Linked DNA regions of Homo sapiens: region 2 is linked to region 1. Evidence: chromatin contacts called from ENCODE Hi-C or POLR2A ChIA-PET data. All regions are on one chromosome and are shown on one strand. Each heading gives the region's core, a stretch centred on a gene start or an enhancer-like site at or near the end of the contact. The rest is flanking DNA. Distances are from core to core; before and after follow the strand shown. Region 1 has its middle 10 kb from the start of PPP1R14A. Region 2 overlaps SIPA1L3 (signal induced proliferation associated 1 like 3).

Region 1 (6,339 bases), core at 3,828-6,327:
CTAGGCCTGGCCTATATTTCAACATTTTATTTTATTTTATTTTATTTTATTTTTTGAGATGGAGTCTTGCTCTGTCACCCAGGCTGGAGTGCAGTGGCGAGATCTCAGTTCACTGAAACCTCTGCCTCCTGGGTTCAAGTGATTCTTCTGCCTCAGCCTCCCGAATAGCTGGGATTACAGGCGTGCACCACCACACCTGGCTAATTTTTGTATTTTTAGTAAAGACAGGGTTTCACCACCTTGGCCAGGCTGGTCTTGAACTCCTGACCTCGTGATCCACCTGCCTCGGCCTCCCAAAGTACTGGGATTACAGGTGTGAGACACCATGCCAGGCCTTTTAATGGCCTTTAATGGCACGGCTACATTCTAATGGTTCTGGTTGGACCAGTGGTCCCAGGTGTGTATAATCAGGAGCTGGGGTGGGGCTGTGGCCGTGCTTAGGACCAGGGCAGGGTCAGAGCTGGGCTGTCTCACCAAGGACAAAGTACATCTCCCACGTGGCCTCCACTGACTGAAGTTGGGGCCCCAGGGCCCTGTCCCCACCTGTGCCATTAAGTGGCCCCGCCAGGATTAAGCACTTATCCCGGGTGTCTGAGCTCCAGTCTGGGAGGAAGAGAAGACCCCCCTGAGGAGGAGCATCCAGGAGCACCCTGGCCTGTCCAGCCGTTCAGGTGACCTTGCTGTCTCTGTGCAGATGGACCCAAGGCTTCCAGTGCTCCCTTTCCTCCACACTGTATAGAGAATGGGCAAGTCCCTCCTGCTGACATCCCAGCTCCTAAGCCCGTGTCCTAGAACACCCCACTTGGGCCTGCAGAACCCTTTCTACTTCCCTCTCACAGAATCTCGTTTGGGTTCCTTGTCCTGGTGGAGGCGGTATGCGCTCAAAACCCAGGTTCTAAAGTCCTGTGTGTGCGTGTGTTAGGCCTCAGTATCCTCATCTGGAAAATGGGTACTTTGCAGATGAGGAAACAGAGGCCCAGATTAGGGATGTCACTTGTTCAAAGTCACATGGCTGGGAAATGGTGGTGCTGGGCTTCAGTCCCAGGCATTATGACTCCAGAGCCCAACTATTTAACTCCTGCTCTACAGGGTCCCTTTAAACCACAGCAACAATTGCTATTGTTCAGTGATGGGAAAATATTGGCTAATTCATACTAAGGTCTTCATGATTGCTCGCAATCCGTGGAGATAACCAATCTAAAGGGCAATACAATTAACTGAGAACAATGCTACAGTGAAGGACTGGGAGGCCAGGCGGGGTGACTCAAGTCTCTAATCCCAGCCAAGGTCACAGGATTGAGCCCAGGAGGTCGATCACACCACTGCATGCAGCCTGGGTAACGAAGCAGTGTCTCAAAAAAAAAATAAAATAAAATAAAAAAGGGCCGGGTACGGTGCACGCCTGTAATCCCAGCACTTTGGGAGGCCGAGGCAGGTGGATCATCTGAGGTTGGGAGTTTGAGACCAGCCTGACCAACATGGAGAAACCCCGTTTCTACTAAAAATACAAAATTAGCCGGGCGTGGTGGCGCTTGCCTAAAATCCCAGCTACTTGGGAGGCTGAGGCAGGAGAATCGCTTGAACCCGGGAGGCAGAGGTTGCCGTGAGCCGAGATTGGGCCATTGCACTACAGCCTGGGCAACAGAGCAAAACTCTGTCTCAAAAAAAAAAAAAAAAAAAAAAAGGAAAAGAATTGGGAAACGGCACACCACAGTGGTTAGTGGTTAAGAACATGGATTTTGGATTACTGCCTGGATTCAAGTGGCACTTCCTAGCTGTGTGATCTTGAGAAAGTCACCTAACTTCTCTGTGTCTGTGTCCACATCTGTAAAATGAAGGTGATTTTAATAGTACCTACCTCCAGGGATTATTGTGAGGTTTTGTTTTATTTTGTTTTTTGAGACAGGGTTTCACTCTGCCACCCACACTGGGGTACAGTGGTGTGATCTTGGCTCACTGCTACCTCTGCCTCAGGGGCTCAAATGATCCTCCCACCTCAGCCTCCGAAGCATCTGGGATTACAGGCACACACCACCAAGCCCAGCTGATTTTGGTATGTTTTGTAGAAATGGGATTTCACCATGTTGCCCAGGCTGGTCTCGAACTCCTGGGCTCCAGCGATCCACCCGCCTTGGCCTCCCAAAGTGCTGGGATTCCAGGTGGGAGACACCGCGCCCAGCCTGTTGTGAGGTTTAAATGCAGAGAATACGCTAGGCCCAGGCACATGGTAAGCACTGTTATCAACCCTGTCATTGTAAGGAGGGGACTGATCATTAGCTCCTATGGTCACCATTTCTGGCCAGCAGGAAGTCCCTTAGGAACACTGAACCACAGCTCTTCAGATACAGAAAAGCCCCAAAGGGGCCAGGAGCAGTGGCTCACACCTGTGATCCCAGCATTTTGGGAGGCTGAGGCGGGTGGATCACCTGAGGTCACGAGTTCGAGACCAGCCTGGCCAATATGGTGAAACACCGTCTCTACTAAAAATACAAAAAATAATAACTGAGCATGGTGGCACATGCCTGTAATTCTAGCTAGTCGGGAGACTGAGGCAGGAGAATAGCTTGAACCCGGGAGGCAGAGGTTGCAGTGAGCCAAGATCGCGCCATTGCACTCCAGCCTGGGCAACAAGAGCGGAACTCCGCCTCAAAAAAAAAAAAAAAGCCCCAAAAGACACAGTGTACTTAACCCACCATGCGCCGCCCTCCCCGCCTTGTAGCCACACTAGCCTCCCCACCCAGCTGGCTCCTTGCCTCCCACCGTCTGTGGTCCGTTTCCCACTCAGCAGCCAGACAACGCCTTTTCTCACTCTCACCCTAACCTCCATCCACCCTGTTCTCTCTTCCTCTTTCCTCCAAAGGTTACCATTTTAAAAAGAAAATCAATTTCTTAGTATTACTGCAATATTTTTTTCTGCAAATACAAACAAGTGTGAAGCTATGTTCTAGTCACCCCTTTTGTACCAACAAGGCAGACATTCCGAACATTACTCTTTGCTTTTTTTAATTTTACTTTTTTTTAGAGACAGTCTCACTCTGTCACCCCGGCTGGAATGCAATGGTGCAATCATAACTTACTGCAGCCTCTAATTCCTGGGCTCAAGCAAGCCGCCTGCCTTAGCCTCCCACATAGCTGGGACTATAGGTGTGCACCACTATGCCCAGATAATTTTTAAATATTCTGTAGAGATGAGGTCTCACTATGTTGGTCAAGCTGTTCTCAAACTCCTGAGCTCAAGTGATCCTCCCGCCTCAGTCTCTCAAAGTGCAGGGATGACAGGCGTGAGACACCTTGCCGGCCATTTAACAACTTACCCTGGGCCAGGTGTGCTGGCTCATGCCTGTCATCCCAGCAATTTGGGAGGCCGAGTCAGGAGGATCACCTGAGGTCAGGAGTTCGAGACCAGCCTGGCCAATGTGGTGGAACCCCGTGTCTACTAAAAATACAGAAAAAAAAAATTAGCCGGATGTGGTGGTGCATGCCTGTAGTCCCAACCATTCCAGAGGCTGAGGCAGGAGAATTGCTTGAATCTGGGAGGCAGAGGTTGAAGTGAGCCGAGATCATGCCACTGCACTCCAGTCTGGGCGACAGAGCGAGACTCCGTCTCGGGGCGGGGGGCGGGGAGGCAGGGCCCAGTGGCTCACGCCTGTAATCCCAACACTGGGAGGCCGAGGCGGGCGGATCACAAGGTCAGGTGATCGAGACCATCCTGGCTAACAAGGTGAAACCCCGCCTCTACTAAAAATACAAAACAATTAGCCGGGCGTGGTGACAGGTGCCTGTACTCCCAGCTACTCAGGAGGCTGAGGCAGGAGAATGGAGTGAACCCAGGAGGCGGAGCTTGCCGTGAGTGGAGATCGCGCCACTGCATTCCAGCCTGGGTGACAGAGCGAGACTCCGTCTCAAAAAAACTAAATAAATAAAAAATTAAAACCCATCCTGAAGACATTTCATGTCACCACTTTTCACAGTCACCACTTTTCACAGCCTTTCCTTGGTAGTCCTCCTGGCCACACTGCGCCCTGTCACCTTCCTGCCTTCAGCCCTCTGCTGTCTGACCCTCACCCACACCAGCTTCTCTCCCGTCCTCAGACCCACCTACCGGCCCCTCCATGACCCGTGGCCACATTGCCTCTGCCTGCAGTTCTCCCCGTGTTTCTCTCATCCTCACCATCATGTAGATGTCATCTCAGAGAGGTGTTCTGCAGCACCTAATCTAAGGAGCACCCTCAGTCACTATCCTGTCACTTGACCGATCGATCGATTGATTGATTTTAATTTTTTTGGAGACGGAGTCTCACTCTGTTGCCCAAGCTGGAGTGCAGTGGCATGATCCCTACTCAATGCAACCTCCACCTCCTGGGTTCAAGCAATTCTCTGCTTCAGCCTCCCGAGTAGCTGGGATTATAGGCACCTGCCACCACGCCCAGCTAATTTCTTTGTATTTTTAGTAGAGACAGGGTTTCACCATCCTGGCCAGCCTGGTCTTGAACTCCTGACCTCATGATCCACCTGTCTCGGCCTCCCAAAGTGCTGAGATAACAGGTGTGAGCCACCGTGCCCTGCTGATTTATTTATTTTTTTATAGAATTTATTGGCCAGGCGTGGTGGCTCATGCCTGTAATCCTAGCACGTTGAGTGGCCGAGGTAGGAGGATCACTTGAGGCCAGGAGTTCCAGACCAGCCCAGGGGAGACCCTGTCTCTACAAAAAATAAAATTAGCTAGACGTGGTGGTGCATGCCTGTGTTCTTAGTTACTCTGGAGGCTGAGGTGGGAGTATTGCTTGAGCCCAGGAGTTTGAGGCTGCAGTGAGCTATGATTGCACCACTGCACTCCAGCCTGGGAAACACAGCAACACCCTATCTCAAAAAAAAAAATATTACACTCTGGTCTGTCTATTCTATTGTCTGTTCACCGCCCCCCACCACCATCTTCAGAATATTAGCTCCTCGCCTACCTTGAAAAGCGCTGTGTTCCTGTGTAGAACGGCGCCGGGCGCACAGTAGGCGCTTGCCCAAGAACCGTACTCCCAGGTGGCCACGTTGTCTCCAAGCACCGCAGCCCTCTACGTGTGGACGTGAGGCCTCAGCGCCCCCTCGTGGCTATGTGAATTGGTTTTATTTTATTTTATTTCTTTGTTTTGTTTTTTTTTTTTAATTTTCGTTTCTCCTTTTTACTTTTTCTGTTTTGTTTCTTTGTTTGTTTTTTGAGACAGAGTTTTTGCTCTTGTCCCCCATGCTGGAGCGCAATGGCGCGATCTCGGCTCACTGCAACTTCCACCTCCCAGGTTCAAGCGATTCTCCTGCCTCAGCCTCCTGAGTAGCTGGGACTACACACGCGCCACCATGCCTGGCTAATTTTTGTATTTTTAGTAGAGACGGGATTTCACCATATTAGTCAGGCTGGTCTCAAACTCCTGACGTCAGGTAATCCACTCACCTCGGCCTCCCAAAGTGCTGGGATTACAAGCGTGAGCCACCGCACCCGGCTGTTTTGTTTTCATATCTTATCTTTTTTTTTTTTTTTTTTTTTTTTTTTTAGAAAGGGGTCTTGCTCTGTCGCCCAGGCTGGAGCACAGCAGCACTATGATAGCTCACTGCAGCCTCGAAATCCTGAGTTCAAGCGATCCTACCTGCTTCAGCCTCCTGAGTACCTGGGACTACAGGCACCCGCATCATGCCCGGCTTGAAGTGGTTTTTGTTTGTTTGTTTGTTTTGAGACTGAGAATCGCTCTGTCACTGAGGCTGGAGTGCAGTGGCATGATCTCGGCTCAATGCAATCTCCGCCTCCCGGGTTCAAGCGATTCTCCTGCCTCAGCCTCCTCAGTAGCTGGGATTTCAGGCACGCGCCACCATGCCCGGCTAATTTTTGTATTTTTAGTAGAGACGGGGTTTCGACATGTTGGTCAGGCTGGTCTCGAACTCCTGACCTCATGATCTGCCCAAGAGTTTGCAGTGAGCCGAGATCCTGCCATTGCACTCTGGCCTGGGCCACAGAGCAAGACCTTCCTCTCAAACAAACAAAAAAAAGAATAATGTCTCCAGCTCCATCCAAGTGGCTGCAAAATACATGATTTCATTCCTTTTAACGGCTGTATATGTACCACATTTCCTTTATGCACTCATTGGTTGATGGGCAGAACTTTTTTTTGAGACACGGTCTCACTCTGTTGCCCAGGCTGGAGTGCAGTGGAACCATCATAGCTCACTGCACCCTCAAACTCCTGAGCTCAGGTGATCCTCCCACCTCAGCCTCCCAAGTAACTAGGACTACAGGCACGTGTCATCACACCTAATTTTTTTTTCCTTAGACGAAGTCTCGCTGCTGCCCACTGTGCC
Region 2 (7,042 bases), core at 3,481-5,980, 320 kb after region 1:
AACTCACTAAAAGAGTCACCGATTCCTTCTCTTGGGAGAAATGTCCTCCATTTTTCTCAGTCCGTCAACACCCGGCCCACTCTTTCTTCACAGTTAGGAGCAGACAGGTAAACATTTCAGGGAGAAGAGGGGGGAAAAAAAGAGAAAACAAAAAAAGCTAACTGTCTAACTCCGGAGAGGAAGAAACATGATGAACTTTCTCTGCAAGTCACTGCCAAATTTAATGAATATCGCTCACCTGAAAGACTCCCCGAACACGGCTCTGATCACAAAGTGGGCAGGTGGCTGTCAGGGGAGCCCCAGGTGGACTCCTCCTGTCCCTGGTCCTCCCAGGGCGAGGCCACCTGCCTTGGCTCTCCAGGCCGACCTCAGTGGTGCCCGCCCCCAGCCCGCTGTGGGTGCCTGGAATGCGGAAACGGGAACCTGCCGTGCCAGCTCCTAACAGCGACTTATTCAACAGCCGCAGGAACACGCCAGCCAGCCACCGGAGTTCCCCAGGAGATGGCTGGTCGTCGTGAACAGGCGCGTTCCCAAAGAAAGCTGTTTTGCCAACATTCCCTTTGGGGGAGGGAAAGAAAAGGCCTCCTTACTCATCAGACACGTGGTCTGAGGAGTCTGAATGGGCTTGAAAGAAAGCTCAAAGGTAACAAAGGCGGCTCGCCTATTACCTCGGATTCAGGCACAGGCCACCTGTTCACTGACAGAGCCAGGGCTGGACTTGTGCCCACACCGTCCCCTGCCCTGAGCTTGCGCCTGGATGCTTCATTCAGAACCGTACAATCTAAAGGCGGGCTCCTTGGCCCGTGCAGAGGAGGCACTAGCTCACAGAGGCAATGCAGCTTAATGATTAAACACGGTCGCTGGACTCTTCCAGCCAGCTTTGGAAGCACAACTGAACGGCTTTGGCTGGCTAATAATAACAACCACAACCGGAATGCTCACTGCACAAGGCGCTGTTCTAAGTGCTACATATGAATTCTCTCTCCTAACCCTCACAGCGACCCTCTAAGGAGGAACTATCAGCATTCTTATTTTACAGATGAGAAGTTCAACGAATAAGTCATAGGCTGGAGGTCACACAGGAAGAAAGTGCTGGGGTGGGGATCTAACCCAAGCAGAGGAGCTCCAAGGTTCCAGTTTTTACCCACTACTTTATTTATTTATTTTATTTTATTTTGAGACAGAGTCTTGCTCTGTCACCCAGGCTGGATGGAGTGCAGTGATGCGATCTCAGCTCACTGCAACCTCCGCCTTCTGGATTCAAGGGATTCTCCTGCCTCAGCCTCCCAAGTAGCTGGGATTACAGGCGTGCACCATCACACCCAGCTACTTTTTTTTTTATTTTTATTAAAGACGGAGTTTCAACATGTTAGCCACGCTGGTCTTGAACTCTCAACCTCAGGAGGTCCACCTGACTTGGTCTCCCAAAGTGCTGGGATTACAGGCATGAGCCACCGCGGCCGGCCTTAACCACTACTTTAGATCTCCTCTTGTAAGAAGAAGCAGGTGCTCCCACTGGGCCTCAGTTTCCTCATCTATGAAATGGGATGAAGAGTCAGTGAGAGCTTTATTATTATTTTTGTAGAGACAAGGGTCTCACTGTGTTGTCCAGGCTGGTCTTAAACTCCTAGCTTCAAGCGATCCTCCCTCCTCAGCCTCCCAAAGCGCTGGGATTACAGGCATGAGCCACTGTGCCTGGCCAAGTGAGATCTTTATGGTGAGCACTATGCTTGTGGCTCACAAAAATGCTCAACAATCAGCTGCACTTATCACATGCTGCCCTCAGAGTCAGTCAGGTCCACTTTATTCCTTCAAAATACCGAGTAATCAGCTCAGGTCAGAGTTTAAATTCCAGGCAGCTGAAGGAAAAGAAATTAAGAAAGGCTCTTACCATCCTTCTTTTCATCCACACACACAAATGTAAACAATGTCTATTCTGAGTCAGGCACTGGGACACAGTAGTAAACAAAAACCACATAAATCCTGCCCACAGGGAGCTTATAGTCCCCTGTGAATGAACTGGCACAGAATATTCAAAGATTAGCTGATACATATTGTATGAGTGCTGCTTTGGGTCGGGTGCTGTTGGGGGTTGGGGGGGAGGGGTGTCTAAGCATGTCACGTGCTTTGATGCATTCGAATCCTCCCAACAACCTAGGAGGACAGTACCATTACCAGCTCCACCTTACAGATACGGAAACTAAGACATGCAAGGCTAAGTGGCTTGCCCAAAGTAAAACAGGGAGCCCAAGATGGATCAAGAACTTGCACTCAGCAGTCTGGCTCAGAGCCCACACTGCATTCCTCAGCCCTTTGCAATCTCAAAGGGCAATGGCTTTACAGTGTGGCCACGAGCAGTAGCAACAGGTATCCTCAGGAAATTTCAGTCTGCAAAAGGGATGGTCACTCTTCATAGATTTTTTTTGGTAAGGGGGTGCAGGATTATAAAATATTTATTATAAGTCACATTTATGCTGGGCACGGTGGCTCACACCTGTAATCTCAGCACTTTGGGAGGCTGAAGTGGGAGGATCGCTTGAGCCCCAGGAGTTCGAGACCAGCCTGGGCAACAAAGTGAGACCTCGTCTCTATGAATGATTAAAAAATTAGCCAGGCATGGGCTGGGCACGGTGGCTCACGCCTGTAATCCCAGCACTTTGGGAGGCCAAGGTGGGAGGATCATGAGGTCAGGAGATCGAGACTAACACAGTGAAACCCCGTCTCTACTAAAAATACAAAATAGCCGGGTGTGGTGGCGGGCGCCCGTAGTCCCAGCTACTCGGGAGGCTGAGGCAGGAGAATCGCTTGAACCAGGGAGTCAGAGGTTGCAGTGAGCCGAGATCGCGCCACTGCACTCCAGCCTGGGAAACAGAGTGAGACTCCAACTAAAAAAAAAAAAAAAAAATTTGCCAGGCACGGTGGCATGCACCTGTGGTCCCAGCCACATGGGAGGTTGAGGCGGGAGGATTGCTTGAGCCCAGGAGATCAAGGCTGCAGTGAGCCATGATTACACCACTGCACTCTAGCCTGGGTGACAGAACAAGACTGTCTCTAAAAACAACAAACACATACATACATACATAGATACAGACATACATACATAAAAAGTCACATTTAATATGTTAATAGCAGAGGCCACGTTCTTAAGTACTTACCATGCGCTGGCCCCTGGGGGTAAGCACTTGACTGGCATCCTCTCCTTTCATCCAAGAACAGCCCTCAGAGGGGGAAACAGCCTTTGCAAGGAAGGGTAGGAGGAGGGGGGAGGGAGTCAGGAGCAGAGAGATGGGTGAGACCCAGGTGTTTCTGGGCAGAGTGAGTGAGTGCTCTCAAAGACCTCGCACTCTAACCTTCAGACTGCTGCCTCATCACCCAACTCAAGTTTCCCTGAATTGCCAGACAGAATACTTGGTATTCCAACAAGATTCAGAGTTCTTGTGGTACTGGGACTTTGTGCACAGTTTCAAAGGTGGGCATGATTAGAGAACAAAAAGCTAAGTCCTGATTCAGGTAATTACAAAACAAAGCTGGTAAGCACGATGACAAAAATGCATGGGCATTATGCTTTCCCTGTGTTCCACTTATTTCTGCAGCAAAACCAATTGTCTGCCTACCCAATATCCCTCCCCCTTTCCCAGTCCTTTCCTAAATGGTACTCTGATTTCATTCCTGTAGCCACTCTCCTCCCTGTGCTACCTACTTCAGGTAAGGCTGGCCCCGGCTCCAGCCCCAGCCCCAGCCCCAGCCCCAGAGGGTCAATCCTAATTGGCCCTTGGCTGGTTTCTCTGGGCAGGGTCACATATCACCATGCTGGCCAATGAGATATGAGGGAAATCTGGGAGGCAGGGAATCAATGAAAGGTTTCCTCACTCTTAAAGAGATACACAGCAAGTGAGAGATGCCCTCTTTCTGCTGCTGGATGTGGCACTGTCAGTGTGTGCCAACTGGAGCCTTGGCAGTCATCTTGTGGCCATGCAGGGAGCCTAGGGACACAGGAGACACACCATGGATGGCAGAGTGGCTTGAAGGAGAGGGATGGGGTCCCTGCAGGCATTGTGGAACTGCTTAGTCAACTCCTGTGCTGCTGTGCTGCCTACCTACAGGCTTCTTTGTTATATGAGATCATAAATCTCGTTATTTCAGGCCAATTTCATTTGGGCTTCCTATTACAGTAGCTCATGGTTCTCAAAACGTGCTTCCTGGACCAGGGGCACCAGTGTCACCACAAAATGCAAATTCTCAAGCTAGACTTACAGAATCAGGAACTTACAGAATCAGATGGGGCCCAGCAATCTGTGTTTTACCTAGCCCTCTGGGGATTCTGATCCTTGCTAGGGTTTTTTGTTTTTTTTGAGACGGAGTCTCACTCATTCTGTTGCGCAGGCTGGAGTGCAGTGGCATGATCTTGGCTCACTGCAACCTCTCAGAGCCTCCCAGGTTCAAGCAATTCTCCTGCCTCAGCCTCTCGAATAGCTGGGACCACAGGTATGTGCCACCACACCCGGCTAATTTTTGCATTTTTAGTAGAGATGGGGTTTTACCATGTTGCCCAGGCTGGCCTCGAACTCCTGGCCTCAAATGATCCACCTGCCTCGGCCTCCCAGAGTGCTGGGATTACAGATGTGAGCCACCACACCTGGTCTTGCTCGGGTTTGAAAACCACTGCAGTAGCACACAGAGCTTTAGAGTTAAGATACAGCTCTGGAGTCAGACTGCCTGAATCCAAATCACGTCACCATGCTGATACACTGTTGGTGGGAATGTAAATTAGCTCAGCCACTGGGGAAAGCAGTTTGAAGATTCCTCAAAGAACTAAAAATAGAATTACCGTTCGACCCAGCAATCCCATTTCTGGGTATCTACCCAAAGGAAAAGGAACCATTCTACCAAACGACACCTGCACTCCTACGTTCATCGCAGCACTCTTCACGATAGCATGTGAATCAACCCACAAAGCCAGGGAATCAACCCGGATGCCCATCAACAGCGGACTGGACAAAGATAATGTGGTACATATATACCATGGAATACTACACAGCCATTAAACAAGAATGAAATCATGTCTATTGCAGCAACATGGATGTAGCTGGAGGCCATTATCCTAAGTGAATGAATGCACAAACAGAAAACCAAATATCCAATGTTCTTACTTCTAAGTGGGATGCTAAACATTGCGTACACGTACACACACACACACACACACCCCATGTTCTTACAAGTGAGAGCTAAACATTGCATACACACACACACACACACACACACACACACACACACACCCCATGTTCTTATTCTAAGTGGGAGCTAAACATTGCATATACACACACACCCCATGTTCTTACTTCTAAGTGGGAGCTAAACATTGGGTACGTACACACACACACACACACACACACACACACACACACACACGAACAACAGACACTGAGAATTCCAAAAACCAAGAAGGAATGGGGCAAGGGTTGAAAATCTACCTACTGGGGGCTAGGCGCAGTGGCTCACGCCTGTAATCCCAGCACTTTGGGAGACCAAGGTGGGTGGATCACCTGAGGTCAGGAGTTCAAGACCAGCCTGTCCAACAAGGCAAAATCCAATCTCTACTAAAAAATACAAAAAAGTTTAGCCGGGCATGGTTGGTGGAGGCACCTGTAATCCCAGCTACTCGGGAGGCTGAGGTAGGGAGAATTGCTTAAACCCGGGAGGCGGAGGTTGCACTGAGCTGAAATTGCGCCACTACACTCCACCCTGGGTGACAGAGCGAGACTCCATCTCAAAAAAAAAAAAAAAAGGAAAAGAAAATCTACCTATTGGGTACTCTGTTCACTATTTGAGTGACAGGATCTGTACCCCAAACCTCAGCATCACACAATATACTCATGTAACAAACCTTCACATGTACCCTCTGAATCTAAAAAAAAAAAAATCATGCCACCACCTTTTTTTAGCTGCCTGACCTTGAACAAGTTATTCAAATTTAGTTACCTCATCTGCAAAGGGAGAATAATATCTTCCAGGGTTGTCGGGAGGCTTAAAGGAGTGGCTTCATGTGAAGGGCCCGGCACAGTGTCTTGCATGCAGCAGACGCTACATACATTGCCTACTTGCTGCTGCAGTTGTTGCTGCTGATGCTGTTACTACTGTTTGCAGCCAAAGGCTTACCAACTGACACAACTTCCCGACTGAGCTCTTCCAAAGTTGGCGCCATATCTCCTTTAAGGTTATTTCACCCCCACCCGCTCCCACAGGACCGAGGCCAGTGCCCTGGTTCCACAACGACTTGCAAGTCTCCCATCGCTACAGGGAGGTGCACGGCTCCTCAGGCCCCCTCCCCAAGCCTGAGCCACCTGGTCCCCGCAGAGATTCCCACAGACACCTCAAGCTGGGTGCTCTGCCAGCTACTCTGATGGGTGACTGATGCAGAATGCCCACGGGTTCCAGAGAGCACCCCCACCATGTGAGTCACACCAAACACCCAGCAAGAGTCCGCGGGTGCCCCTCCCTCTGGGAGCTGTGATTTCAAAACTGGTGGCACCAAGACGCAGAAAGCCAAAGTGACGAACATCAGAAGCCAGGTGAGGTCCCCGTGGAAAAGGGGCAGCCTCTTGCTGGGCTTAATAGCAAGCCCTGGTTTGAGGCCACAAGTAGGGCAGGGGTTTTCACGCCCTGGTGTTACAGGCACTGTTGGGCCTGTCACTGAAAGAGGATGGTGAGATGCAGGAGGAATCGGGGGAGGACTACCAACCCTCACAGCAAGAAAGGATTGGCCAAATTCCTCATGTTCCTGAAAGGAAGCTGTTAGGCTGAACCTCATAAAATTGCCAATATTCAACCATTCTTGACCCACGAAAGCACAATGTCAGGCAGTCCAACCTAATACAAGACAGGAAACTCACTCAGATAATGTAGTGTCAAGGAACTGGTCACCATCAGGAAACTGGAATTGTGGTGGTCTCTTGGGAAGGGAACTGGGTGCCCTATTTTTGTTGCTTTGGTTCCTTGTACATGTGGTCACTAGTCAAACTTTTCAAAAGTGTAATAAATCGGC

What was found. Hi-C counts contacts between places; a loop is a spot of excess contacts on that map. ChIA-PET counts read pairs that join two places held with the same protein, here RNA polymerase II (POLR2A). Pooled maps may share reads with other maps.
Region 2: a pooled map shows a loop between it and region 1 (2.0-fold over the local background). The contact joins two enhancer-like sites. A Hi-C loop is called at or near these places in 1 of 50 pooled maps. POLR2A ChIA-PET finds 5 or more read pairs at or near these places in 7 of 52 experiments (B cell, BJ, Caco-2 and 4 more).

Annotation. Positions count from the first base shown.
Region 1 is chr19:38,242,754-38,249,092 of GRCh38, reverse strand. No RefSeq gene overlaps it. Among named protein-coding and RNA genes, the nearest start is that of PPP1R14A, 10 kb to the left of the region's middle. RefSeq lists an enhancer at 3,973-4,849. Within about 2 kb of position 5,077, at least 5 of the 41 ENCODE cell types and tissues checked have a DNase peak (open chromatin) inside an H3K27ac peak, as active enhancers do.
Region 2 is chr19:37,925,889-37,932,930 of GRCh38, reverse strand. All of the region lies in intron 1 of SIPA1L3 (signal induced proliferation associated 1 like 3), which reads right to left. Among named protein-coding and RNA genes, the nearest start is that of SIPA1L3, 22 kb to the right of the region's middle. RefSeq lists an enhancer at 1-35 and a silencer at 6,648-6,717. Within about 2 kb of position 4,730, at least 5 of the 41 ENCODE cell types and tissues checked have a DNase peak (open chromatin) inside an H3K27ac peak, as active enhancers do.